2 separate regions of the Homo sapiens genome follow, and region 2 is linked to region 1. A link is a loop called in an ENCODE intact Hi-C map of the cell type or tissue named here. Cell type or tissue: A673. All regions are shown on one strand. Links, peaks and the distances in the headings refer to the core of each region. The heading gives the core; the rest is flanking DNA.

Region 1 (7,776 bases), core at 2,954-5,453:
CACATGTTAGTTACACTGTGCCTGGAGTAATGTCTGATGAGAATCCTAATTGAATTAGGACTTTTTGTTTGTTTTGTGGGTTTGTGGTGTTGTTGTTGTTTGTTTGGTAGAAGTGAGAGAATTTTTATACTCTCAGTATAGAGTTTTATTTTCCAATAAACTATAATAGAACATTTGTCTAGAGTTTCTCTAAGCATTGGATAAGAAAAAGAAAGTTGAATTTGCCTCCTTCTGAAACACTAGTTGGCTCATTGTTGGATTTTGATGTCAACAATTTAAAGAGAAATCAATGCCAAAATGGACACAAAGCTGAAGATGATCTATAAGATGCTGCAGGTTAAAAAACCTCCATTATAATTCTCATTCAATATTTTTCTTAATAACAACATTAACATTTACCCATTTACTTTATTGGTCCAAGCAAAAAGGAAGAAAAGGAAGTAGACGGAAGGAAAGATAGTGAACACTTAGGTAGTATTTATGTGCAGGGCACACTTCTAAAGACTACATATAAAATATATTGTAATATTCACAGCAACCCTGTGAGTTAGTTATTAATATAACATTAGGAGAAAACTGGAGGACGGGTATGCATGCATACAGTGGACACTTATCAAACACTCTCTACTCTTTTTTTTTTTATTGCCTTTCTATATGTAGTGAATTCTCAACATTATAAAATGCTCAAGCATCTTGGCTGGGTGCAGTGGCTCAGGCCAGTAATCCCTGCACTTTGGACGGCAGAGGTGGGAGGATCGCTTGAGCCCAGGAGTTCAAGACCGGCCTGGGCAACATAGGGAGACCTTCATCAGTACAAACATTTTTTTTAAAAAATTAGCCGGGCATGGTGGCACATGCCTGTGGTCCCAGCTATTCACGAGGCTGAGGCGGGGGATCACTTGAACCCAGGAGGTCGAGGATGCAGTCAGCCAAGATTGCACCACTGCACTCCTGCCTGGGTGACAGAGAGAGACCCTGTCTCAAAACAAGCAAACAAAATAAAATCATCATCTCTAATATAGAATTAAAACCTCAAGTAAACAGTATGTCTTTCAGTAAAGATGCAGATGTTTCCATGTAAGTCTCAATTTAGATTAACTTAATTCTTTTGGGCTGGCAGTGAGTGCCTGGCCAAGTTCTTGATGCAAATGTGTCCCCAGTTCTGTAATATTTGTAAGAGAAAAGTTGAATTCCTGACATTTGATACTTGGTGATCACAGCCGCAGGGGTGACAGTTTTTTTTTTTTTTTTTTTTTTTTTTTCCGAGACGGAGTCTCACTTTGTCACTCAGGCTGGAGTGCAGTGGCACGATCTGGGCTCATTGCAAGCTCCGCCTCCCGGGTTCACGCCATTCTCCTGCCTCATCCTCCCGAGTAGCTGGGACTACAGGCGCCTGCCACTAAGCCCGGCTAATTTTTTGTATTTTTAGTAGAGACAGGGTTTCACCGTAGCCAGGATGGTCTCGATCTCCTGACCTCGTGATCTGCCTGCCTTGGCCTCCCAAAGTGCTGAGATTACAGGCGTGAGCCACCGCGCTCGGCCGCAGTTTCTTTACTACACAAATTCTGGAATGTGATTATGTCTCTGTAAGGCTTGCCTCCAGAATCTTTTTCCAGACCTCAATGATTCTATGAGTTGGCTAAATCCTTTAATAAATTATTATTCTGCTTAAATTAATCATAATGATTCTGTTGCTTGCAATCAACATCATTATCCAATACTCTCTGTATCAAAATGCAATCACGGACACATGGACATTATGTATTTACATGTATTTATGTGCATGTGTATTGCATATACACAAGCAAAAAGCACTCCCACAGCTTAGTTGAAAGTTAACATTTATTGTTTACCTATGTAATTTCAGACACTCTGCCAGGTCCACCTGGCAGTATAACAATACATTCTCATAGCCTTGTGGGATAAGGTCATTGGCTGCCTTTCCATCCTGCCTTCTTTAGGCTTATAAACAACTGTATAGTAAAATTATTTTAGTGTCGCTCCTATCTGGTAAGAATCCTTAGGGAGGAACCATGCTTCGTATCCTTTGCAATGAAGAAAATAGCATTTCAGAACATTCCAGCCTGCTAAGATAGAAGTAACGCTTTTATTCAAATTAGATTTCTTAACTCACCATTCACTTTTGTTTATTTTGTAATCTGATTTCCAAAATACATTTTACCATTTCACTTTTTTATTTGACTTTCTGAGAAATCTTTAATATGGAATTCATAATATTGTCTGCTTATTTTTGTTCCTATTAAAAATATGTTTTAAAATTACATTTAAAACTATTTGTTTCTGGGTTTGAAACGTACTGTTTCAAGCTGTGTCTTTCTGGTGCAACTAATATGGTTTTCCTGTGGTAATTTTCTTTATCTAGTTTTTTAAAAATTTTCTCTAGCTCACATTCTATCTGATTTTTTTTTATTATACTCTTCCTGAGCTGCTATACTTCCCGTTTGAGGTCTTATGAAATTGGTTGTTTAAGTTTGATGTCATCACAATGTCTTTGCACTATTTTTTTCTATGTTGTCTTCATCTGCCTCTTGTGTTGCCTGCTTCTTTTATTCTTTTTGCAATGTTTTGCATAGATTCTTTGCCTCTTCTTTTTTTATCATTGCTGATTCTTTATTTCCTCTTGAGTCTGTTGTTTGTAGGAAGTGTTGTTTGTGTGGGGGAAGGAGGGTTGTGGGAGTTGGTTAGAGAAGGAGGAATCAGAACTCTACTTCCAGCTTGCAGGAATAATTTTCATGGAGCAGCATTGAGTGTGAGAGGACATTCCTTTAGCATTTCCTTACTCCTGGCCCCCTGTTTGGCAGCACAGCTGCTGATAATGCAGAGTCTCTTTCACTCCCTCCTCCTAAATGAACAGACTGTTTTCTGTAAACATAGCTTACTTGTGGTGTTCCACACTTCTTCATACAATCTGGTTTCAGGGGAAATTCTCACCCTTAGCCCACGCACATTGTTTCTGTTCTTCTAAAGAAGGAATTTTGGGATCTTATTCCTCAGAAGTTTTGCCTTCCTATTGAGAGCTAAAAGCTTTGTCAAAATGTGGAGCCTTATCTTCTATTGCTACCCTATGAGCATTCACTCATTCATGTGGCAAATATTTCTGAGTTAAGTATGCCAAATACTTTGTTAGTTCCTGGGGAACATTTGCCAATATGAAAGTTTATGGACTGTACCCTCAAAACATTTTCATTCTTGTTGAAAAGAGTTATGCACATAAAAATGACAATGCAATAAATTAATTCCAATAATGGAATTATGCACAAAAAGCTGCAAAATAAAAATCAATACCCAAATCTGTCTACATAATGCAAAAGATGCTTCAGTGAATTCATAAAGATATAGATCTGCTATATTTATCGTACTCTGCTATGTGCAGAGGCAGCAGTGACTAAAAGGTCAGCACAATTCCTAGTTGGCTAAAAAAATGACAAAACTTTTAATTGGACAGATTAAGGATAAATAGAAGTTTTCCACAAGCATGATGGAGAATGTTCTGAGCAGTGGGAAGAATGCACAAGGAAGGAAAACTTGAGAAAGTATGGCAAGTTTTTGAAACTATGGAATGGCTAATGGTGGATTAGAAATTCAAGCAATCTTTGTAATAGGAGATGTTGCTAGGCAGATAGGATAGAGTCACATAAGAAAGTGCATTGTAAACTATTACAGCAGTTTGTGTTTTATATCAGAAATGAAGTTGAAAGAATTTTTTATTATAATAAGGGAATGATGCCATCAGATTACTACGTAAGTGAAAACACTCATAAATATGAAGGACAGATTGGAGAAGGTCAAGACCAGAATCAGAATCTTAGGCAGTGTATTTGTATTGACAGACAAAGAATAGGAAAATTCTGAGCTTAGGTAATTGTAATAGGATTTGAGAGAAAGAGACAGAACAGTGGCAACAAAAATGGAAGGATTTTTTTTCTTTCAGCTATTCTGCTCTGTGTTATAAGTAAAGGGCCTCAATCCCTCTCAGGTTTCTGATGGAAACAAATGGATAGATTGTGGTGCTGTTTACCAAGCAGGGGATATGTCTTATAATGCTTTATTTGATGGGAAATGTATTGTAAGGTTTCAAGGTAATTTTAGAAAACCAATTTCTAAAATGTAAGTCTGCATACAGGGGAGCTTTAATCAGGCTTCTATCTTACCCGTCACTATTTCTTAGGTTAAGTGAGTTCTCATTTATGTTTCCTCCACCAATTTATTTTATTGCTCCCTTTGTAGTCTGGCTTCTTCAGCAAGGTTTATATTATTGTCTCTTCCATAAAGTTAGATGTTTTTTGATTTGGGCTTGGCATGAAATAAAATCTGGCTCCAATGTTACTTACACTCTAGAGCCAAACAGTATTCGACTAACCCAGTGTCTCTGTCTTATGTTCTATCTCAAATTCCTGATTGATTGAATCAGGTGACTACTCCTGGTTGAGTTAACGTCAGTCCTTGGAGTACATAGGACAGCCCCTTTCAGACTGTAGATAAAGTAGATGTTTTAAAAACAAGGGTATACATGAGGATGGCACCACTGGCATGTATGGTACATAATATTCCAAAACAAAACAAATGGGTAAGAATATTTTAGGTAAATAGATAATGAGCTTAATTTTTAGTATCTTAATTTTAATAAGCCCTTATGTTACCAAAGTAGAAGGGGATATAGTACAACAAGACATTGCAAAAGGTCAGATTCTCTCCAAAGTGGACTCTGAGGTGAAGGTTTGCATGCAGACAAATTATCAGGGAATACCCTTGGGATCAAAATATACTAAGGGGTTGGAGGAAGTAAAGTTATGCAATTGAAGTATTGAACTGAGGTACATTTTCAAAATAGACCTTACCCCATCTCAGGAAAGCTCTGGATTTGGAATGGCTCTTCGGAATTGTCCAATATTGCCAATAATAAGTTAGACCTTTGTATTTCTATATTCAGAAGTTGTTGGAGGCAGGCTTCCCCAGGGAGCAAGTATGACCTGGGACAAAGCAGATTTTTTCTAATGAATGTAATTCTTGGAAAGAATTTAGATGAGAGCTACAACACTCCAAGCAGCTGGGCGAATTAGTTCCTCAGTCCTCAAAGAGGGATCTCAATGGCACAGCCCAGCATCTACTCTAGATACTTATCATTTTTGAGGTTTAAAGATTTAGAGTTGGTAAACAGGATCATGTAGACAGTAGGTGAAACCATAAATTGAAATTATAGATGGAGATAATATACATTGAACACCTAGGATCAGAGAGGTCTGGGTAGCTCCAACATCAAAAGAGCGAAAGAAGAGTAACAAATACTGAGAAGGAACCAAAGTGGGTAAATCAAGAGACTGTACAGGTACCAGATGTCAAGTGCTATGGTCTGAATGTGTCTCCCAAAATTCATGTGTTGCAAACTTAATAGCCAATGCAACAACGTTGGGAGGTGAAACCTCTTTTAGGAGGTGTTTGGTTTATCAGATCTCAGCCATGTGAAGATACAGCGTAACTCCCTGCAGAGGGAGCAGCTTTCAAATTGCTATCTTGGAAGCAGAGCTGCTATCACCAGACACCAAACTTGTCAGCACCTTGATCTTTGACTTCCCAGCCTTTAGAACCACGAGAAAATAAGGCTCATTTCTTTATAAATTACCCAGTCTCCGTTTTTTGTTTGTTTGCTTCTTTTTTGTTTTTGTTTTTGTTATAGCAGTACAAGCAAACAAAGGCATGAAGTAAAGAGAGGGAAAAAACCCACAACACTAAGACTTAAAGGAACAAACCAGAATACTTTTCCTGGACCCTGCCCTCACATTCCTGACTCCATGACTATATTGATGTTTCTCAAGAACATGCTGAAAGCTTTCTCTATATCTCTACTTGTTAATATCCAATTATTCTTTGTCAATTCATTCAAATGTTATCTTTTTATGGAATCATCTCTAATCATTTTAACAAAATGGTGATATGCCTCTTTTCAAACTATCAACAATATTATTTTCTCATTCTCAATACTCTTTATTTTTTGGTTTTCTATTATATTTAGTTCTTTTATTTTGTCACTTCTCATCTGAGGTTGAAAACTTTTTGATGACCTGAGGCTAATATGCGTATTACCTTGAAATCTACTGCAGAGTCTTGCAGAATTCTCCCATACTTAGCAGGTATTTAGTATGTTTGTGTTACGATGTGAGGGAAAGAGAGTAAAATGGTCTTTCAGAGAGCCTGAGGGTGGGTAGTAAGAAAGTTAGGTGGTGCTAACAAAACTGTCCTACTGGAGTTTATAATGAGGACTGCTTCTGCTAGTTGTGTTGATTTTTGCATGAGCAGTGTGAGAAAACAACATTTTAGTAAGATTAGCTATGGTTTATTGGTTTACAAGCTTCTAACGTAAATGATTAGGTTTTCATCGAATTAACTGCTTATAAATGTCATAAATGGCTTGTTTTAGCATCAGTAGATGGAGCCTCACTTTGAGACAAAATTGCCAAGCTTATTCAGTCACAAGGTATCTTCAGTATTTTATAATTTCCCATGTATAGAATGGGAATTTCAAGTTAAATGTTAGACTTGGTTTTAAAATGTTTCCTCTTACTATGTTATTTTATAATAGAAGATATTTTAAGATCATCATAGGAAAACTGGCAACAATGCCATGGGAAATATGATTCATTTTTCTTTTTTTATTTCACCTTAACAATTTCCAAATACAGTATTTAATTCCGGCTCTGATTTTAGTAAGCTCTTAGCTAAAACTCAGGTTTTACAGGTTTCTTACATGGTTTTATTCCTAATTTAAATGACGAGTAAATATTTGTTAGGCTTTGATTTTCGTAGGTCAGCAACTTTATCAATCATGTTTTCAAAATAATTTATCAAACATAAAAGTAAATACTACTGAAATAATTTTAAATGAAACTTTACCCTGAAATATTTTGCATCTTTCATTTCTCTAGTGCCAACTAATAAATAATTATAACTTTTAAATCTTTTAAAATAATATCTTCACTAGCTTGATATGGTAGAACATTTTTCCTTGTGATATACTGTAAGTTAGGAAGGCCTCCTGTTTCTTTAGAAACCTAATTACTTTGAATGAAATCTCATAATGTAGAGCCTAAATTGTTACATAAAATTAAGATAAAATTCTAAGAGACAATGTTGCCTAAGAAAAATCATGAACGGTGATAAAATTATATGTTCAAAGTATTTTTACTTGAAGGCCATACATAAAAAACTGTGATGCCTAAAGATAGGAAATGTTAATCTAGCAAAGGGAAATGTGAGATGATACGAAAAGGCATTGGAAAGGCCCAGAGCAGGGCAGTATTTGAAATGGTCAAGAATCACTTGGGAACCAAATAAAAATGTACCTTACTTGTCATCATTCCCAGATATCCTGAGTCAGATTTGGGGACAAAGATGCTTTTAGCAAACATCTCTGGCAATTCTGCTAGATATAGTAACTGTATATTACCAGTATGTATTATTTTAGACCTTTTCAAGATGTATTCAATTTCACTTGTCACTTCTTATATTCAGTAAATACTAAGTTAAGAAAAGTTGATTAACTTTTAATAGACATACATTTGGATTAATGACTTCTTTGGTTAAAAGCACTCCACAAAAATATAGTTACAAGTAACTAAAATAAAGTGAAATATTTCTTTTTCTCATCTGAGAATTTCATATGTTATTACATTTTGTTAAGGTTTGTTTTTGCTTGCTTGTTTGTTTTTATAAAGAATAGAGAACAGAGTTTGACTTGGACTTGTGCAATAATAAACCAAA
Region 2 (2,500 bases), core at 1-2,500, 1.1 Mb after region 1:
TATTCATCATTGCAATCAGTCTTTTATTCTGTGGGGTCTTTATCAACTACAAATTGTTGTTTTTCTTGTAACAAAACCTTGATAAACTATTGTCATGTTTAATTTTACTGAATTTTATTGGTGATATATAAATTGATTCGTGTACTTTAAATATTCAGAAAATGCCATTCCAATCTAGAAAACTACACAGTAAGATTAAAGACGAATGTCCTCCTCTTCGGTAGGAGAACATGAATTTTCAAGGCAATGAACATAGATTGTTATTGCTTATTTTAGTTTTCTTTTTTTACTTTTAAATTAATTTTCTCTTTATGTTACAGAGAAAGCTTTAATAATATTTGTGTTTAGTGGCAAGAGTTTCTCATTAAATGTTGATTTTATAATTTTCTTTCTATATTATTAATTTCCTCTCTCCTTAGAATATAAACTCTCCGAGAGCAGGAATTTTATATATTTTGTCCATGATTTATCACAGCAGATAGACCTGGCTTATACCTTAAACATATTATTAAATGAATTTAATGAACAACTGTGTACACTTGCAAGTAAGAATACATACCTATTGCCTAAAATTTAATAAGAATTCAATTGTAGATTAAAAACAAAAAAATCTTGTCTCAATTCTAGTTTTTATATTTCTCCTCCTCTTATTTAAAAGAGACAAAGATATAATAAGAAAGCAAATGTGGAGGTAATGTCAAAGGCAATACAGAAATTATCATCTATTATGTAATTCTAAGTTATAGAATCAAATGATAGCCAACCAGCAAGAATTCCAATGGTCATTTTACTTTATTTTATACCTTTGCAGACTTTTGAGTAAATATATGTAAATTGGCAATTTTCTCCTTTACCTCTTTTTTCAGAAATCACATAATTAAAATTGCACACACACAACACAGCTGCAAGTAAGTTGCAAGAAATGTTGGAATTCATTTTTTTCCTCTTTCCTCAGATAATACCCAAGTTATTTTCATAGACATCTGTAACCTTCACTCATCTGGAGAAGAGTTATCAGAAAATTTCAACTTCAAGAAAGCACTTCAGTTTATTTTTTTTTGATAATTTGCCCATAATTTTTTCATAGAGTAAGAAAAGGAATACTTCTGGATTTTCTTTTTTTTTTTTTTCCCAATTGCTAGTCCCTTTTGGTGTCCAGGCAAAAATGATTGAGTCTTTGCCATCCAGAGGAAAACAAGATATTTTATGAGCAAAGAATACCTGACTTTGCTTATCTGATGCACAGTTTCCCTCGTCATAGTTCAGATCTAAAATTTAAAATGGAAAGTTATACAAGGTATAGTTAAAAATACCTACTCCCTTGTCTCAGTCTAAGAATAGAATTGTGGCGTCTTGAAAATTAGTCATAAATTGTTTGTCATATGGAAATTTTTATACATATCTATCTTATCACAGTAACAGTCCTGGTTTCAAGTTATTAAATTATTTTTTCCTTCAGAACACACTGAGGAGTTCCTTTTATTTATTTTTTCCTAAAATATCCAGACATGTTTAATGCAACCCAGCTCCTGAGGGATTGAGGAGGAGGACCATTTCTATATGCTTCATAGTGTCTACAGCAAAACAAGCAAACCAACAAAGACAAAAGATGTTGAAAGGTGCTCACACACATAAAAATGTTCACATTATTAAAACATGAATACTTCCTGCCTTTTCAGTTAAACTTTGTTAAAGTAAATTACTTTACCAGAATTTCAATTGTCTATGTGTAAAGAATTACAAATAAAACATGGTTAAAACTCTTGGACAGTTACTTCATGACTTTAGCATATAAACCAAGTTATTGCCCATTTAGAAACCTTCCATTAAATTGGTACTAAAGAGTTTTCATGCCAATAAGTTAACTAGTTCAAGCCTATATTTTATTTAAGGAAGTAAAGTGCGCTGAAGACATTTCTAACTCAAAACCTGGTAACTGTTAAGATAAAACAAGAATTTAAAATGTCCCTATGGCTGGTATATTTTAAGATTCATTACCTTTAGTCAACATAATCTATATAAAATTGTCAAGTGAAAAAACATTAGGTTAAGTTTCAAAGAACCCAGACTGATAAATAAGGACCCATGTTTCAAATACCACCTCTGCCAGAAATAGACCAATTTGGGTAAATCGCTTTGCTTGCTAGGACTTCAGGAGGTTAGTCTTTAAAATAAGAGATTGACTTTGTAGGATATGTAAAAATAATTTACCCTCTAATCTTTTGACTTCTTAGCTGAGACCCTTGTAACAAAAGACAGATTAACAAGAACAAAAAAACAAACGGAAGTTTATTAACATGTATACATACTTCATGTATACGTGAAAAAGACCCAAGAGAAAAACTGAGTAAATCTGAAAGAGATGCTTAAAACTCTGGCATATAGAGCATCTTCAACAAAGAACAATATACTTTTAGAGAAGTGACAAGACAAAGGAAAAGGACCCGAGTCACCAAAGGAGCAAATTGTTGTGGGCTAAATAAATGGGAGAACAAACGAT

What was found. A loop is a pair of places that touch in the nucleus more often than their neighbours do. Peaks named below come from ENCODE experiments on the same cell type or tissue, not always from the same donor. Only the 100,000 strongest peaks of a DNase experiment are listed, where the experiment ranks them.
Region 2: it touches region 1 in a loop (10-fold over the local background); 3 of 110 quality-filtered maps call a loop at or near these places.

Annotation. Positions count from the first base shown.
Region 1 is chr4:66,689,027-66,696,802 of GRCh38, reverse strand. No RefSeq gene overlaps it. Among named protein-coding and RNA genes, the nearest start is that of MIR1269A, 420 kb to the right of the region's middle. In A673, for the core only: no CTCF peak of the experiment used is centred there; no DNase peak of the experiment used is centred there.
Region 2 is chr4:65,581,105-65,583,604 of GRCh38, reverse strand. The region is part of intron 3 of EPHA5 (EPH receptor A5); the gene reads left to right. Among named protein-coding and RNA genes, the nearest start is that of EPHA5-AS1, 88 kb to the left of the region's middle. In A673, for the core only: no CTCF peak of the experiment used is centred there; no DNase peak of the experiment used is centred there.